Linked DNA regions of Mus musculus: region 1 is linked to region 2. A link is a loop called in an ENCODE intact Hi-C map of the cell type or tissue named here. Cell type or tissue: heart. All regions are shown on one strand.

Region 1 (8,000 bases), 170 kb before region 2:
TAATATAATATAAACAAAATATCCTTACTAGAGGGCCAGGGAGATAACATGCTTAGTTGATGAAAATATTTAAACTAGAAGACTTTGTTTGATCCCTGGGACTCATTTTGCAAAGCTGGGCACAATATCCCCTATGTGTAACTCCAGTGCTGGGGAGGTGGAGATGGGAGGAAACCCCACAGGTTAACCTTGGTGAGTCTCAAATACAGAGAAACCTCATCTCACAAAGAAAGGTACAGGGGCTGGAGAGATGTCTCAGTCATCGGGAGTACTTGCTGCTTTGCAGAGGACCCAGGTTCAGTTCTCATGACAGTCATGGCAGTCTAAGAGCTAGACACTGAGCATGTGGTGCCCACATGACACTCATATACATCAAAAGGAAGGATAGATACCCACGGTTGTCGCTTGTCTCCGTGTGTGTGTGTGTGTGTGTGTGTGTGTGTGTGTGTGTGTGTGAGAGAGAGAGAGAGAGAGAGAGAGAGAGAGAGAGAGAGAGAGAACTTGTACAGACTCACAAATTTACAAACATGTACATGCACATATTCACACTAGAACTTCAGAGTTTCTTTTAATGATAGACATTTCAGGAAAATTGCTCTTATCTACATTTGTTTTTTAAGGTTTAGACCACTAGGAAACCATTAGTTTTCTGACAGTGTGTTAATGATTACTATTTACCAGGAAGAGTTACATTCTAAGCTATATAGTAATTAAAAACTCTGAATTGAGTTTCAATATGACAGCTGTTAAAATGAAATAAAAGTGCATTTTCCTTAATACAGAGCATTAAAGACATTATAAGCACACATCTGTTTTCACTAGAACACTGGAAATCGCACTGAATGTTTAGATGCCTTCAGAGCGTGAGTGATGGATGATAAGCTGTATCAGTTCCATTATTTTTCTTCAGGTTATACATAACATGTTTGGGATTTCCTTTGACTTTTTTTAAAGTAGCACTTTCATCCTTTATGTCCTCCTCTGATAGGTGAGAGAGGAAAAAAAGTCATCTACTTTATTGTATTTTAATTTAAATTAAACATCCAAAATTTTTTTTAAGATTTCCCATATTTCTTGGATGTCTTCTTCTCCTGGCGCACGTTCCTATAGCCCAGCGGCTCTCAACCTGTGGTCATGACCTCTTCACAGGGTCTTCTAAGACCATGGGAAAACACAGATATTTACACTGTGATTCGTAACAGTAGCACAGTTACACTTATGTAGTAGCTATGAAATAATTTTATGGTTGGGGCTCACCACAACATGAGGAACTGTATTAAAGGGTGGCAACGTTAGGAAGGGTGAAAACCACTGTTATAACCTGTTCTTCCTAGTTTTTCAATTTTTCATTTCTATAAAATGTTATAATCTCATCTACCATCTATAAGATCACAAACACTTACTTTGATATCAAAGATGGCATTTTTTAGTAGTTATGAGCACAAGATAGAGTCAGAGTTCTGAATTTGGGCCTCCGGTTACCTCATTTAGAGACTAGCATCATAATACTTCATTGTATTGTTATGAGAAGTAAACTAATAATTAACTATAAATACATTTTTAAGTGGCCAAAGGGAAAGAGTATTCAGGGTAACTATTAAATACTTAATAATTTTTTTCCAAAGTTCTGTTTTCTTATCTTAACCAAGCAGACTGAAAAAAAATCAATGTTGTTTTTGTTTGTTTTGTTTTCCTTAATTAGGTGGGGAAGTCTGTGTCTCGGGAGAAAAAAGATCAGGAGTCTTCCTCTTTAATAGAAACTGACAAGAAGCCAGAAGTTAAGGAACTAGCCAGTTCTTCACGTTTGAGCAAACAGGCCCTTCCTCGGGACAGTCTTCCTGCAAATAGCCAGCCACCTCGGAGGGGCCGCTGTGGGAGGAAGAACAGAAAGACACAAGAACGCTTTGGTGATAAAGATTCTAAGATGCTTGTGGATGAGACACTATCCGCTTCTCAAGAGCAATATGGAGACTGCGAGGAAAAGTCAGAAACCTCCCAAGAACGGTTCACTGAGATGGAAGAGCAGTTGGCAGCCCCTCAAGTGCAAGCAGACGGGAAACCAGACATCCCCAAGGGGAGGTTCAGTGAGAGCGTTGAGTTGTGGCGAGGACAGCTGAAGAAAAGCCCTGAGACCCTGAAGTGCCGATTGCCAGAAGGAAATGACCGGCTTCCGTGCTGCTACACCGATGGTGACAGGGCTGTCTTTAGGGGCTTCAGCGAGAGCAGTGAGGAGGAGGAAGAGCCAGAGAGTCCCCGGTCAAACTCGCCACCAATTCTCACGAAGCCCACACTGAAAAGAAAGGTGATGCATCTTTGTGTTCGTCCTCTGTAGTTGAGGCTTGCTATGTGGCTTGCTGTGCCGTGCAGTTCTGCAGTAGAGCACACGAGGCTCATGCGCTGTCTCATAAACTCGTGCAGACGCACGAGGGCAAGTAACTAAAGTCCTGGAAAGTGTAGCTCCTGGTACGGTGGCACTGACTGCTTTTTGGCAGACATGTCCCAAGCTGTGGTCTGCATTGCCCAGGCCAGTCACAATGCAGGCTGCCACACTCCAGCCAGGAGAGGAGAGGCAGCTATCTCACCCAGAGCCACGAGGTCATTCCTTTCTGTAGCAGGGGTATTAAAAAGTGCAAGGCTGTTTAAAGGAAGACCTTTAAGAATGTATTTTAGATTTGCACCGTTAATGCAAAGACATAACACAAAATTCTCATAAGCTCCAGACTCTGTGCCTGTGTGAGGCACATTCGTCACAGTTCAACATAGGCGTTACTTAGTACAGACCATGCTTTATTCAGAGTTCTCGTTGGCCTCAGTGGCCTTTCTCTGCTTAGGATCCCACCGAACTTTCCATGTTATGTTAGTTATTCTCTTCTGGGTTGTGAATTTCTCAGACTTTGATTGTCTTTAGTATGACCTTGAAGGTTGTGAGTTCAAGTATTTTATCTGTTATCCATCATTAACTAGAATGAGGTAATGTATTTGAGAGTAAGGCAAAGGAGGCAGAGAAGCAAGCACTAGTCTCATCACATCATCTGGTGGGTATTGTATTGTGTGGCATATGGGAGTCAGGTAGAGGACTCCACTTTGCTGTTGGCCTTGGCCCTCCTGGGTTTCTCTGCTGCTGCTGTTACTTTGTTTCCCCTTTTTCCTGGGGAAGAGGAAAGGCATGAGTGCAGATCGGGCTTAGCCTGGGTGTGGCTACTCACTATAGCAGCAGAGCACCTGCATAGGTTACATAGGTCCCTTCTGCTGTCGCCATTAGAAAGGACCTGGTACTTGAGTTTGTAGCACTGTTTTAAACTTAGCGCCTCCCATCCAGCACTGGCCATGTTTGTTGTGTTGCTCCTGTTTATACTCACAGTATCATCGTCATGGCGAGTTTCTTTTGTTTTAAGTGCTTTCTGATAGTACAAGGTCCTACAAATTTATCTGAAATATTTCTTGCCTCCGCTGCAGAATCAGCCCTTCTCTAAGGAGCAGAGCTATTTTTACTCTAACTTGAAAATTCTCAGTAGATTTTGAAGTAGAGAAAAATTAAAGTGATTAACTCTCCTGTTGATTGCATGATCATAAAGAATGTATCTTTGCAGCCGGGTGTGGTGGCAGAGGCAGGCGGATTTCTGAGTTCGTGGCCAGCCTGGTCTACAAAGTGAGTTCCAGGACAGCCAGGGCTACACAGAGAAACCCTGTCTTGGAAAAACAAAAACAAAAACAAAAACAAAAGAATGTATCTTTGCCATCCTAGGGTTTATTTCTCCAGTTTATGTGGTAAAACAAGTATGCTATTTTCTTGTGTAAAAAACACTAGTATTGGGTGTTAGAGAGATGGGTCAGTGGTTAAGGTACTCACTGCTCTTCCAAAGGTCCTGAGTTCAATTCCTAGCATCCACATGGCAGCTCACCACTGTCTGGTGTGCAGATGAACATGCAGACAAAGTACCCATGTACATAAATACACACATAAATAAAATTTAAAAAGTAATTGTAAATAAAAAAGTAAATGTGTAGAAAACACACAAAAAATATTGTAACAGCCAGTGAACTTGTATGCAAAGTACTTAGACAGTCTTAAAATTTACTGAAGGACGCTCAGGATTATTTTATGGCCTAGATGTATGACCTTGCATAAGTGCTAACCTTTCTAGCCTCTGTACAAGGATGTGATTCAGTCATTCCTGGGCTGTTGTCTCTGTAGCTTGGTGACATCACTGTGTTATGTAAGCTATTAGGTCAGCCCCGTGTCAGTGTGTGCTGTGTGCGCCAAGTCTCAGGCCGTGCTGCTGTTTTCTCTTCTCTGTCAAGTGAATGCATTTCTGCTCTGCGTTTGTGTGCTCTGCTCTAGCTAGTTTCCCCAAATGGCGTGCACATTTATTGATCTGCTAATGCATGGTGATGTATAAGATGGAATGTTTCTATTCCTTTTGCTCTTGAACAGAAGTAGAGGGCGTAGTCTCTGAGGCACTTTAGCATTAGAGCAGGTGGCGCTGTAAAGTGTAAAATGTCGATGAGCTGAGAAGATGCACCAACACCATGTGCTCTCTGGACACTTGCTCTTCATATCAGAGCGGGCCTTAGTGCCCAAAATCTGTGCGGATTTTGTTGTTCCTCCCCCTTCCCCCCCTTCCCCATTCCCCTTCCCCTCCTTCCCCTCCTTCCCCCTTTCCCCCATCCCCCTTCCCCCTTCCCTTTCCTTCCCTTCGCGCGCGCGTGCGTGCGTGAGTGTGTGTAAGAGTACATGTGTATGTGTTGGTGGGCTTGCACTTGGTGGGTGTGTAGAGGTCAGGGGACATTTCTAAGGATTTAGTTCCCCCACTTGTATATGGGATCCAAGGTTGATCCCAGGTTGTCAGGTTGCCCAGTTTGCACAGGAAACTTCACCTGTGGAGCCACCTCACTGACCACACACATCTCTGTGTTCTTAACACTTTGTCTTTACCAGAGTATCTGTTGGCAAACTGCATCTTTGTTTTAAATATGTTAGTTCTGCAAAGCTTTAAAACTTTTATGTTAAAGCAGGGAAAAAAGCTCATTACTATAAATAAAATACCTGCTTTCTTTACTACATAGAAACCGATTCTTCACCGAAGACGAAGAGTCCGCAAGCGGAAACACCACAATAGCAGTGTAGTCACAGAGACCATCTCTGAGACCACGGAGGTGTTAGATGAGCCTTTTGAAGACTCTGACTCTGAGAGACCAATGCCACGACTGGAGCCTACATTTGAGATGGAGGAAGAGGAGGAGGAGGAGGAGGAGGAGAGTGAGCTCTTCCCCAGAGGGTACTTCCATTGCCTGTCCTCACAGGACATCCTTAGGTGTCAGTCCTCCTCCAAGAGGCCGTCTAAAGAGGAAGAGGAGGAGGAGGAGGAGTCAGACGACGCAGATGGTAGGTTTACACACTGTTCCTTAGAGTAGTTTCTGTGTGTCTTTGAAAATAGAGAAGTAATCACTACAGACCCTTCCTTCCCCAAAGGGCTGGGAATGAACACAACTCACTAAGACAGGAAGGGGAAAGGTTGGCCACCTCTGCAGATATGGGGTTTATCTATCCATAGTCACGTCTGCATGTAAACGCGCTTCTTTAACCTGATCTCTTCTTGCTTTGCAGGAAATCTTAATTATTGGAAGGCCTTCCTTTTCACCTAATGTTGCCTAGGTTTTTGTCTGAATCCTCAGTTAAAGGGTGTTGGCATAACTGAGTACTGGATTCTGTGGTCTGCAGCTCGCTGAGTGCCTAGGTTTGGTGCTCAGCAGCTCTGGTAACTGAGTGACTGAGGAGGAGCCACCTGAGCATCCCTGGGGACCTCTGCCCTCTGTTCAGGAACCTTCCTGAACCATGCGTCTGATGGTGTTTACTCGCAGAGTAATCTCTTCCTTCTCGTTGTTTTGTGTTTATCTTGTTTTGTTATTTAAGACTCACTATACAGAGGTCTGACCTGCCTCAGCCTATTTGGTTCTGGGATTATAGGTGTGTACAACCCAGTAACCAGTCGTACATTTCTAATAAGTGACAATGATAACAAAATAAGCTACGTTGTATGGTGTAGCTAACATTCCGTCAATTACTATTAAAATAGACATATTCCCATGTACAGAAGCAGGCTCATTTGAGATGAGCGAGGAAGAAGGCAGGCTTGTTGGGTGCTGTGTCACCTACACCTCCATCATGTTTGTTCTGATGCCTCTGTCAGCCTTTGCATTTTCACAGGCAACTTAGAAGAAATTGTGTTGCCTGGTATTGCTTTGTACTACTTTATTTTATTTTATCTTATTTTATCTTTTGCCTTTTTTGGAAGAGCGTTTTATTTTATTCTCTTAAAATCTTGGCTTCAGACCTAGTACATAGGACCTGTATTTTTCTGACAGAATGTGTAGCTTGATAGTGATGAGCCCTGAGCTCAGACCTAGAATCAAAACCAAAACCTTTGTGGTATGTGTGTGTGCGCGCATGTGTCTATGTGTGTATATACATGTGTGTATATGTATGTTCATGTGTATGTGTGTGAATTTGTGTGCATGTGTGTGTATATTTGTATGTGAGAGAGCATATATGTGTTTGTGCATGAGTATGAGTATACATGGCAGGAGAAGACAGAAGAATTATAAGTGTGTGACACAGTCTGGCTGACCCACTTGCTGTAGCCTCTTAGGTGTTGGAAATCACAGCATACCTCACACAGTTTTCTTATTGTAAGGCTTACTCAATGATGCATGTTTTTAATGTAGTGATGATCATTAAGGTTCTTGCTTTATTTATTATAATAGGTGATGACCCAGTTTTCCTCTTGTTAGATATTGCTGTGTGTCTAGGGACCTGAGACTGTTTTGGTGTGATTGGCACTTGGTGCTGTGCTCTGTCTTGATTCACTTTGTCACAATGGTCTCTCTCCTGTGAGCTCCTATGACCTTGACAGTTCTTACTCAGACTGCTGTTGCCTTTGCTGACTTCCCAGATGTACCACAAACAAACCTTTAATTCTCTCTTCCTCTACATTCATACCCTTCTAAACTTATTAATAACTGAGAATGTATTTAATGCATTGAATTCTACTTTAAAATGATTTAAAGTTTATCTTCTGTGTCTTGCCACAATTAGGAAAAGTAATGCTACTGTTGAATTTATTTCCTCTAAATATAACTTGTCACATTGACCATTTCTTACTTGTTCGGGACTACAGATCAGTGCGTGGTTAAGACTACATACTATGCAGTTGGTCCCATTTAGCACAGTGACTAACAGCTATTCACAGGGGAGGCTTAATTGTGGTCTACAGAATTGCCTTATGATCCTACTTCAAGTAATGATTTTGTGGAAACGAAAGCAAACCAAAGAGGTAACAGAAAGCAAACAGAAGCAGCTGAGGTGTAACTTAAGCGGACACTCCTGCTCCTCTTTACTGCGTCTTCATAGGTGGTAGAATCAAGTTGCCCAGGATTAGCTCACTTCTCTGCCAGGTCACTGTGTTACTTGATGTGCAATCAGTTAGTGTTTTTCCTTAGATTCTTCTGCTGTACATGCTGGTCTCAAAGAAATGCTAGGTCTTGTAACCTCTCTCACTATCTCTTTTCTGTACAGACACTCCTGTCCTAAAGCCAGTATCTCTCTTGCGAAAATGTGATGTGAACAGTGCTTCACTTGAGCCAGATACCTCTACACCTATGAAAAAGAAAAAGGGATGGCCCAAAGGCAAGAGCCGAAAACCTATCCACTGGAAGAAAAGGCCTGGACGGAAACCAGGATTTAAATTGAATCAGGAAATCATAGCTGCTTCTGCACAGGAATGCATAGTTGAGCCCGTAGTCCCCATTAAACCAGGCCGTAAACCCAGAACTCAAGAGAATGAAGAAATTGTTGAGGTAAAGGAGGACTTGCTGGAAGAAAGGAAAGAAGAGATGCACACAGAACCAGATGAGGAGGCCGAAGAGGAAGAGGATACAACCAGCAGTGACATTAGAGCCATGTCCCCATTGGACAGCAGCAACAGCCCTGAGGCAGAACC
Region 2 (8,000 bases):
TTGTGTCAAGTTGACACCCAAAACCAGCCAGTACACTGTCCCAGTGAGAAATCTGATGAGAAGTTCAAGAATGTGGTCCTTCTACTCCCAGAGTGGCCCACCCTCCTTACAGCGCTGTGGGCTGTGGGGCAGAGGTGGTAACGCATGCTTTCAGAAGGCCCAGCGTGGTTCCACATGCATGCTGCTTTCTTGGATGCTCCCTGCTCTGCCCTTGGGAAAAGCCAGTGGTAGCCTGTATCATCTAGAATAAGAAACCAAGGCACCTAGGTTTCCAATGGCAATAACAATTGCTACAATTGAAAGTCTTCAGTCAGCTAATCTGTCGCCTGTTGGCCAGCCCCAGCCACTGTTTACTGCATAAAGCTTTATTGGAACTCAGCCATGCCCAGTGGTTTCCATGTTGGTTAGAACTCCTTATTACCAGGATTGGCAAAGACACAGTCTTCATATTAGCAGTCTGGCCATGAACAGAAAAATAGCTGCCTGAACTTTCCCTTAAATTAGCCACCTGGCTCTTTTAAGCCCTCACCTTTCTTACTCTCTAGCCCTCCTTCTCTCTCTCCCTCCACCCTCTCTCCACATGGCCATGGCCGGCCTCTCTCTTTCTATCTTCTCTCCTTTCTCCTTGCCTTTCTACAACAAAGCTCTAAAACCATTTAAAAAAAAAATAGCCATCTGACACTCAGGAGGCCCAGGATAGGAAATTTTTTTGCTAAATAACCAGCCAGATAGCTAGATGGAGCTGCGTAGACTTGAGGAATTCAAGCCTCACTGCTCTGTTTCTGCAGACAGAAATTCTTCCCTGGCTTAAAGTTGGTGCACATCTGTTTCTTTTTAGAGTGGACTCACTCCCCTCCACCTGGTGTCACAAGAAGGCCATGTTCCAGTGGCAGACGTGCTGATCAAACATGGCGTCACCGTGGATGCTACCACCCGGGTAAGGCATGAAACCCGTGCCTGTGTCTGTAATGGATGTCTCTCTCCCTTAGCTGCATTCCCCAACACGATCCACCCAGGCATACCACCCCCCACCCCAAACCTTAGAACATCACAGAGGCATACCCTCACACCTTGAAATTGTCTCCTTCATGGAGACAAACCCTTGAGGATCAACACTGATCTGCTTCCTCCTGAGTCTGGAGACACCAGCGTTCATGATCACTATACCTGGGAGTTTTTTTAGTCTGCTAGATCTTTGAGTCTGTCATAGGAACTTGGATATTAAGTCTGGTCTCACACATGTAGAACGCATGCGAGGGAAAACACCAGGATTTCTCTGGGTTGCTTGGAAGTGCAACCCCTTTTATGCCAAGACTGTGTTGGGTGGAGTTTGACTTTCTCTCAAACGTGCCGTGGCAAAGAGCCCTGTGTCGTGGCTTAAGGGTGAGTGTATGGCAAGCACATCTGTCCCCAGTGACAGGAAGGAGTCACAAAATGAGACATCCAGAATAAGAAGGTGGCAGTCCAGAGGGAGAACAGAGCACCTCCAGCTGGTGGGATAAGGAACTGCATGGAAAAGAAGTACTGGTTCCTTTTGTTTCGGGATACAGGGCTGAGGATGTAACTCATGTAGAGTTTGCCTAGCTGTGTACAAGGCCCTCAGTTCCGTCCCCAGTGCTGAAAAAGAAAAACAACCCCCAAGAAAGGAACAGAGTAACGCCAGCAGCACCATGCACACATGCACCCCAGTTCCAGAGATGCACTACTACGATGTTGTACTGAAGACACCCCAAGAACTGCCTACAGCTTCAGCCAAGATCTCTTTAAAGCCCAAGGGCGTCCTGGACCTAGTTCAGAATTTGGGGGGTTCTTCCTGAAAGGATCCCGTTCTAGAGGTTAGAGCTGCCTCATAGATTACGAAGCCATCCCAGGACACAAAGGTCTGACCCATAGGGTCTGTGTTAAGAAGGTCTCTGGAATCTTCAGCTGGCTCCCTAGGGTCATACATGACCAAAGAGGGCCTGGCTTATCAGCCATTTGGGCAGGACACCAAGTAATCCAAGGGAGCAGAGCAGAGTCTGAACACGGAGGACGTGGAGCTGGCATGTGAGAGACCTGGGTTCATCCCTACCAAAGATAAACAAACGAAAATCAATAGGAAATTAGCACTGAGCCCATAGTCACACAGACAACCATGACCCATCACTTTAGATCACGGTCAGTCCCTACAAACTCTAGTAACTCAGCCATCACTTGTATGCTTACAGTGAGGCTCCGCCCCTCTTGTAGATGAGACAAGTCTGCTGCTGTTGAATATTGGCACGGCAGTACATGGCTGTCTGTCCGTCTAGTGCTCCTCTGAGCATAGACCAGTGTGTTACCCTCTCCTTCTAAAAAGAATGCTTCTTAGATCCCAGTACAACTCTCTCCAATCCCAGCCTCTCTAAGAGCTGCGCCGGACGTCGGTCCCCACTCTGTCTTCTCTCTGCTTCACATCAACTGCCCTTGCTCATCTCCCAGGCTATCAACTTTCCACCCAGCCCCTTCTTCCAGGTTCACGTCAGCCTCCACTTGTCTGCCGCCAAATCCTGCCCCTTCTCTAAGCAGCATCGGTGACATGTCTCATGGTAGCCCTCGCCCTTCCCCGACGGCTTCCTCCCCTCCCTTAGATGGTTGCTTCTGTAAGGATTCCATTTAAGAATGGCTCTGATGGAGCCTTGCCACCTACACCCATTTCTTGCCTTTCAGATGGGTTACACCCCGCTCCATGTGGCCAGTCATTATGGAAACATCAAGCTGGTGAAGTTCTTGCTACAGCACCAGGCAGATGTCAATGCCAAGACCAAGGTACCTTACACCCCTGGGCACTCACTTAGGAATCAGCCAGAGCCACTCAAGACCCCACCTCAGTCCTAAGTTTTGAAAAAAGGAAATGGGGTGGGGGGGGGAGCAGGAGGGATAGTAGATGGACTTTGGAGTTTGCATGCAGTTCTTTCCAGCAACTCTTAACCAACCCTGTCAAATGCCTGCCTCCCTTCGTAGCTAGGATACAGCCCCTTGCACCAGGCAGCTCAACAAGGACACACAGACATTGTGACATTGCTCCTGAAGAATGGTGCTTCTCCAAATGAGGTCAGCTCGGTGAGTACCTACCCGGTCCCGTTTGAGACAGATCAAGGGGCAATGCCAAGACCAAGGTACCTTACACCCAGCTCCCAGGCTAACATCTCCTGGGCGCTCACTTAGGAATCAACCAGAGCAACTCTGAGGCCCTGCCTCAGTCCTGAGCTTTGAAAAAAGGAAACAGGGGGTAGGGACAACCTAACTACATAGGTTGTTGACAGTCTTGGGTCTGCACAGAGCTGTGTGCCTTGCATATTCCAGGCTTAGACACTGGAGTGATCGTAGAATAGTGTTCCCAGCACCATGCCTCCTCTCCTCTGGCTCGTACCTATTTCTGCTGACACACCCTCTGGTGTGTTTGAAGCTGCCTTCACTATGACAGGAGTAGGCAAATTTAAGTGCTTTGGGCCTGCCTCAAAGACACCCCTAGCAGCCTTGGTGATTTCAGGATGCATTTCCTGCTCTCCTTGCGGGGGTGTGTAGGGTTACCTTGCAAGGCTGTTCCCAGCTTGGAAGGCTGTAGAGCCTTGCCTGTAGAAGTGTTTGCTGAGGGTCTGCACAGGGCTGAAGCCACGTGGACTCCAGGTCACATTCTGCAAGCAGAGAAGGATTTCACAGAGAACAAAAGCTTCGGCACTGTGCAATTTTCCCTGAGCTCTTCTGCCAGCTGGATCCTGGGGTTTCCTTACTGGCTCCTCCCCGAAGTGCTTGCCTGCCCTGGGAGCGGGGGCAGGTGGCAGCGGGGAGGGTGCCTTGTTCTCATGCCAAGGCCATATACCCAACACCTAGGGCTTACAGTTTGTCCTATTCTCCTTCCTGCCTTGTCCCATCTCTGTGGCCCCAAGGATCACATACTTATGCATACCTCTTCTTGGCTCCAAGGGCCAGTCTGTCTTTGTGGGCGCTTGTGAAGAATCCAAGGGTACTGGATCTGTGCTCAGGAGACAGACTCTCCTCTCTGACTCTCTCTCTTGTCTCTCCTTTGTCCTAGAACGGAACCACACCTCTGGCAATAGCCAAACGTTTGGGCTACATCTCTGTAACAGACGTGCTCAAGGTGGTCACAGATGAAACCAGTGTGGTGGTAGGTCTCCACCCCCTACCCCAGCTGTGGCCATGGGCCCTGAGGGTTACTGCCCAAAGTCAATGCCTCCCGCCTGGTAGGCACTGTTTAGCTACAGGTGGGGCATACTGCCACCTAGTGACCAAAGAATTGAATGGGCGAGGAAACGGGAAGTCTGGGCATGAGCTTCCAGATCAAATGCCTCCTGGGCCTGGCTTTCTTTGGCAACATATCTTTTCTATCACCTTTCCTGGCTGCTCATTTGGGGCAGTAGCAGGACAGAAACAAGTGTGCCTGGCTCCTTATGGGTCCCAGCCCCCGCCCTTTCTCTTTTCAGTTAGTCAGTGACAAACACCGGATGAGCTACCCTGAGACGGTGGACGAGATCCTGGACGTGTCTGAAGATGAAGGTAAAATCTTTGTGGATGAACTCAGGCTCCATTCTCTCAAGCATCCCTCAGAGCCCCTCAAACCTATCTAGCCTAAACATACAAGTATACAATGTAGCTAGGGAGACCCACTTCTTACAGACATTGCCTATTGACAAAATAACTCCTTTCAGATGATCTCGAGTCTTCATGGGCAAGTTAGTTGGTAGGTTTGATACAATTGCATTTGATCAAGAGCTGGCAACAGCTGCAGCAACATCTGGCTGCTGTTCTCCTTGAGCTTCAGTAACTAATAAGGCAGGTTTTTAAGACTGAGAACGCATACTGGTCAGCTGCCCTTCTGACCTAGTGGGGCAGAAAGTTTGAAGTCTTCTCCATTACCATTGGGTGATGGGTGATTAAGGTTTCAACTTTGTGATCTCCAGAGTATCTTTCACCTCCTTTCTCCCCACTCCCAAGTAAGCCCCAAATCAAGGGAACCCAGGATAGCGAGGATGGGCTTGATCTGTGGCCCCCTCTGTCTAGAATTTGGTGGTGGTATGACGGTCAGCTAGACAGTTCTAATGCCCCCTTCTTAATAACGTGCCTCTCACTATACTGGGTCTGATGCTTCAACTTGGCTCTTCTTTGCCTTCCAGGAACTGCTCACATATCTATAATGGGTATGAAATGCTTTCTGTTCCCTGTGGTCTTTCTCACCAGAGCACATCCCACCATAAGCACACAAGTTCCTCACTAACCCATGCCTGCTTCTCATCCTCCGAGGCCCGGCCCCACGCAGGGCCCAGAGCTGACTAAAACAGGATCGCACACCATGAAACCACCCCTGTATCTGTGTTCATGCCTCTGTGTTTGTGCTCATCCTGCATGAACAGTTCTATGTCCATCTTGTTGGCTCCCGGTCACAGGGACAGGGCTGCAGATCACCAGGGCCAGGGCTCCGGATGCAGTGGGAGAGCCAGGACGGGGCCCAGGGCCCAAACCACTGCTCTTAGTCAGGCCAAGAAGGGAAGGAAGGGGTGTGCAGGTTGCCAATTTAGGTGCGACTACAAACAATAAATCCAGAAGGAGGAATTTACAAGGTATAGAAGTAGGAATGGAAATAAAGGGAGGAACAGATCTGAGTCCTGTGCTGTTTGCCTCTCTGTAATTGCAGATTGGAATGATCTATAACCTAGGCAGGGTGTGTAGTTCATGCTTCTGATCCCAGCATTCAGGAAGTAGAAACAGGAGATCTTTGAGTTCAAAGCTAGCCTGGTCTATAAAGAAGTGCCAGAAGGGGGCTAGGAGGGGGAGAAAATAATTATCTGTAGCTGTGACTCTTTTTGTGGCAACGCTTTACACTCTGAAAGAGCTATTGTGTAAGGGTGAACTCAGCCAACAACAACAACAACAACAAAAAAAACCTTTCTGGCTTTGTTGTTTTTCTTTCCTGCAAAACAGAGGAACTAGGAACTGGCCACCCTGGGTTTTAGGGTTGGAAGAACAGGACTGGGGATAGCCATGTCTAACAGGCCCTTGGGGCACCAAAACCAAAAGTGCCCTCCACTTTTGAGGAGATATTGAGAGGTGGATTGGGAGAGGTGCTTTTCGAGAGCAAGAGAGATTTCCTGTCTCCAGCCTGCCCCTCACTCAAGCTCCTGGGTTTCAGGTGACGAACTTGTCGGCTCGAAGGCTGAAAGGCGGGACTCCCGGGATGTGGGTGAGGAGAAAGAGCTGTTGGATTTTGTGCCGAAGCTAGACCAAGTGTAAGATGGGCTCAGTCGGGGTGGGAGGATCAGGCTGTGGATGGCCAGGTGCAGCTCTGGGACTCGGAGTAGAAATGTAGGTGAAAGTCAGGCCCCCTGGGGGTCATTGGGATGGAGGGGTTTAGGCAAAAGCCAGTCCTGGGTGTGACTAGGGAGGGAGAGACAGATGTGCAGGGGGACATGGGTCAGCTTGTAGATCAGGGAGTCGTTTTGTCACCTGAGATGATGTAAGGGGTGAGTGAGTCAGGTCATTACAAGTGTGCTGAAGCCTGTCACTCAGGTGTCTTAGGAATGACGTCAGGGTCCGCTTCAAATGTTCTGCTCTTTGACTGTCTCATTTTCCTGCTTCATAGGGTGGAGTCTCCAGCCATCCCAAGGATCCCTTGTGTCACACCTGAGACCGTTGTGATCCGATCTGAAGATCAGGAACAAGTAAGGAGAGCCTTGGCTCCTCCCGCCGCAGGGGGAACGAGGACATTCCATGATTGCGTTTGTATGACCCAGGGACAGTAGGAGCTAAAGTATAAAAGATCATGACATGTACAGAACAGGTTCAGACCCATGATTCTGTGCGTCCCGTAGAACTCAATGCAGTTGATGTACCCATTGTTTCTACTGTGAGTTCTGGGAGCAAGGGGACTCAGGGTGAGGGAAACACTATCATAGCATGCAGTGATGCAGGGAGATGCTCAGGCCATGCAGTTGCAGGACCAGGAAGGAAGCCTTCCCTGTGTGGTGCAGCCTGGGCAATGAGGCTGACATGTCAGCTTCCTCTCTCTCTCTTTCTCGATGGGATGGCTGTGCCTTCCTTTCCTCATCACCCCCCAGAGACCCCAACACTGACAGAGGGGTACCAGAGCACTGCTCTCGGTAGAACTTGTGTTCATGACAGAACCCTGGTCAGTGCCTTCATAGCATTCCACCTGAATTCGTCCAGAAGGTTAGAGATAGTGGGTGAGAATATGTTCTTACAGTCCAATCTCCTCCGACAAAGATTAGACCATTGGCACTTTCTCCAGAGCAGGAACATTTCTCGGGAGAGGAGAGGGTTGATGTGATGGTGGTGTTGAAGGTTGGCCATGTCTGCCCTGAGGTCTGACAAGGTGGGCTGAATCCCCTCCCTGAGCACACGAAGGAATATGAGTCCCAAGACAGTACCGAGATCTGAGTCTGAAACTATGCTAGGGAATCACTACAATACAGCACTGGTGTTGCTGCACGTTGGAGAGATAATCAGATGGGGTCCTGGCCCTACTGTGACATTACCCCTGGATGTTGTCAAAGCCTCATGAACAAGCCCAGGGCACTAGCAGTGAGTCTTGCTCTGTAGCCATCCCACTCCTCAGTCTCCCCTGCTCCCCACCACTGGAGAGAACACAGGGGTTGGTACATGCTAAGCAGAGCCCCCACATCTCTTCCCAACTATTTGCTTAAGTCATAAACCTACTCAGAGGTGTACAGTGCATTTGTACTGAGTGCCTACCCTGGGCTCCAGATAAGGGCTGGGTTCAGTTGTCCCCTGTGAGCTGCTATCCGCTCTGCGTGTGGACTGAGACACACGGGGTCTTGTGAGGCAATGAATAAGCTCCTTATGTCGATGAGGAATGGGAAACTCCACAGAGCCTGACGGGTCAGTTCACCTCACAGACCCCTCACACATACAGACCATAGGGCAAGTAGCCATAAGGTGATGATGCAGGAGGGGAAAGGGCAGGGAATGCAGGAGGGGAGGGTGGG

The links. Peaks named below come from ENCODE experiments on the same cell type or tissue, not always from the same donor. Only the 100,000 strongest peaks of a DNase experiment are listed, where the experiment ranks them.
Region 1: it touches region 2 in a loop (2.6-fold over the local background); 11 of 42 quality-filtered maps call a loop at or near these places.

What each region holds. Positions count from the first base shown.
Region 1 is chr8:22,930,413-22,938,412 of GRCm38, forward strand. Kat6a (K(lysine) acetyltransferase 6A) reads left to right here. Exons shown (of 18, transcript NM_001081149.2): 16 at 1,703-2,302; 17 at 5,068-5,386; 18 at 7,577-8,000. Among named protein-coding and RNA genes, the nearest start is that of Ank1, 40 kb to the right of the region's middle. In heart, no CTCF peak of the experiment used is centred here; DNase peaks (open chromatin) are centred at 2,109, 2,479 and 4,229.
Region 2 is chr8:23,105,194-23,113,193 of GRCm38, forward strand. It overlaps Ank1 (ankyrin 1, erythroid), which reads left to right. Exons shown (of 44, transcript NM_001110783.3): 18 at 839-937; 19 at 2,689-2,787; 20 at 2,983-3,081; 21 at 4,055-4,147; 22 at 4,464-4,536; 23 at 5,154-5,177; 24 at 6,167-6,263; 25 at 6,617-6,695. Among named protein-coding and RNA genes, the nearest start is that of Mir486, 33 kb to the right of the region's middle. In heart, CTCF peaks have their summits at 1,500 and 4,264 (motif pointing left); a DNase peak (open chromatin) is centred at 4,268; H3K27ac peaks cover 200 bases; H3K27me3 peaks cover 1,976 bases.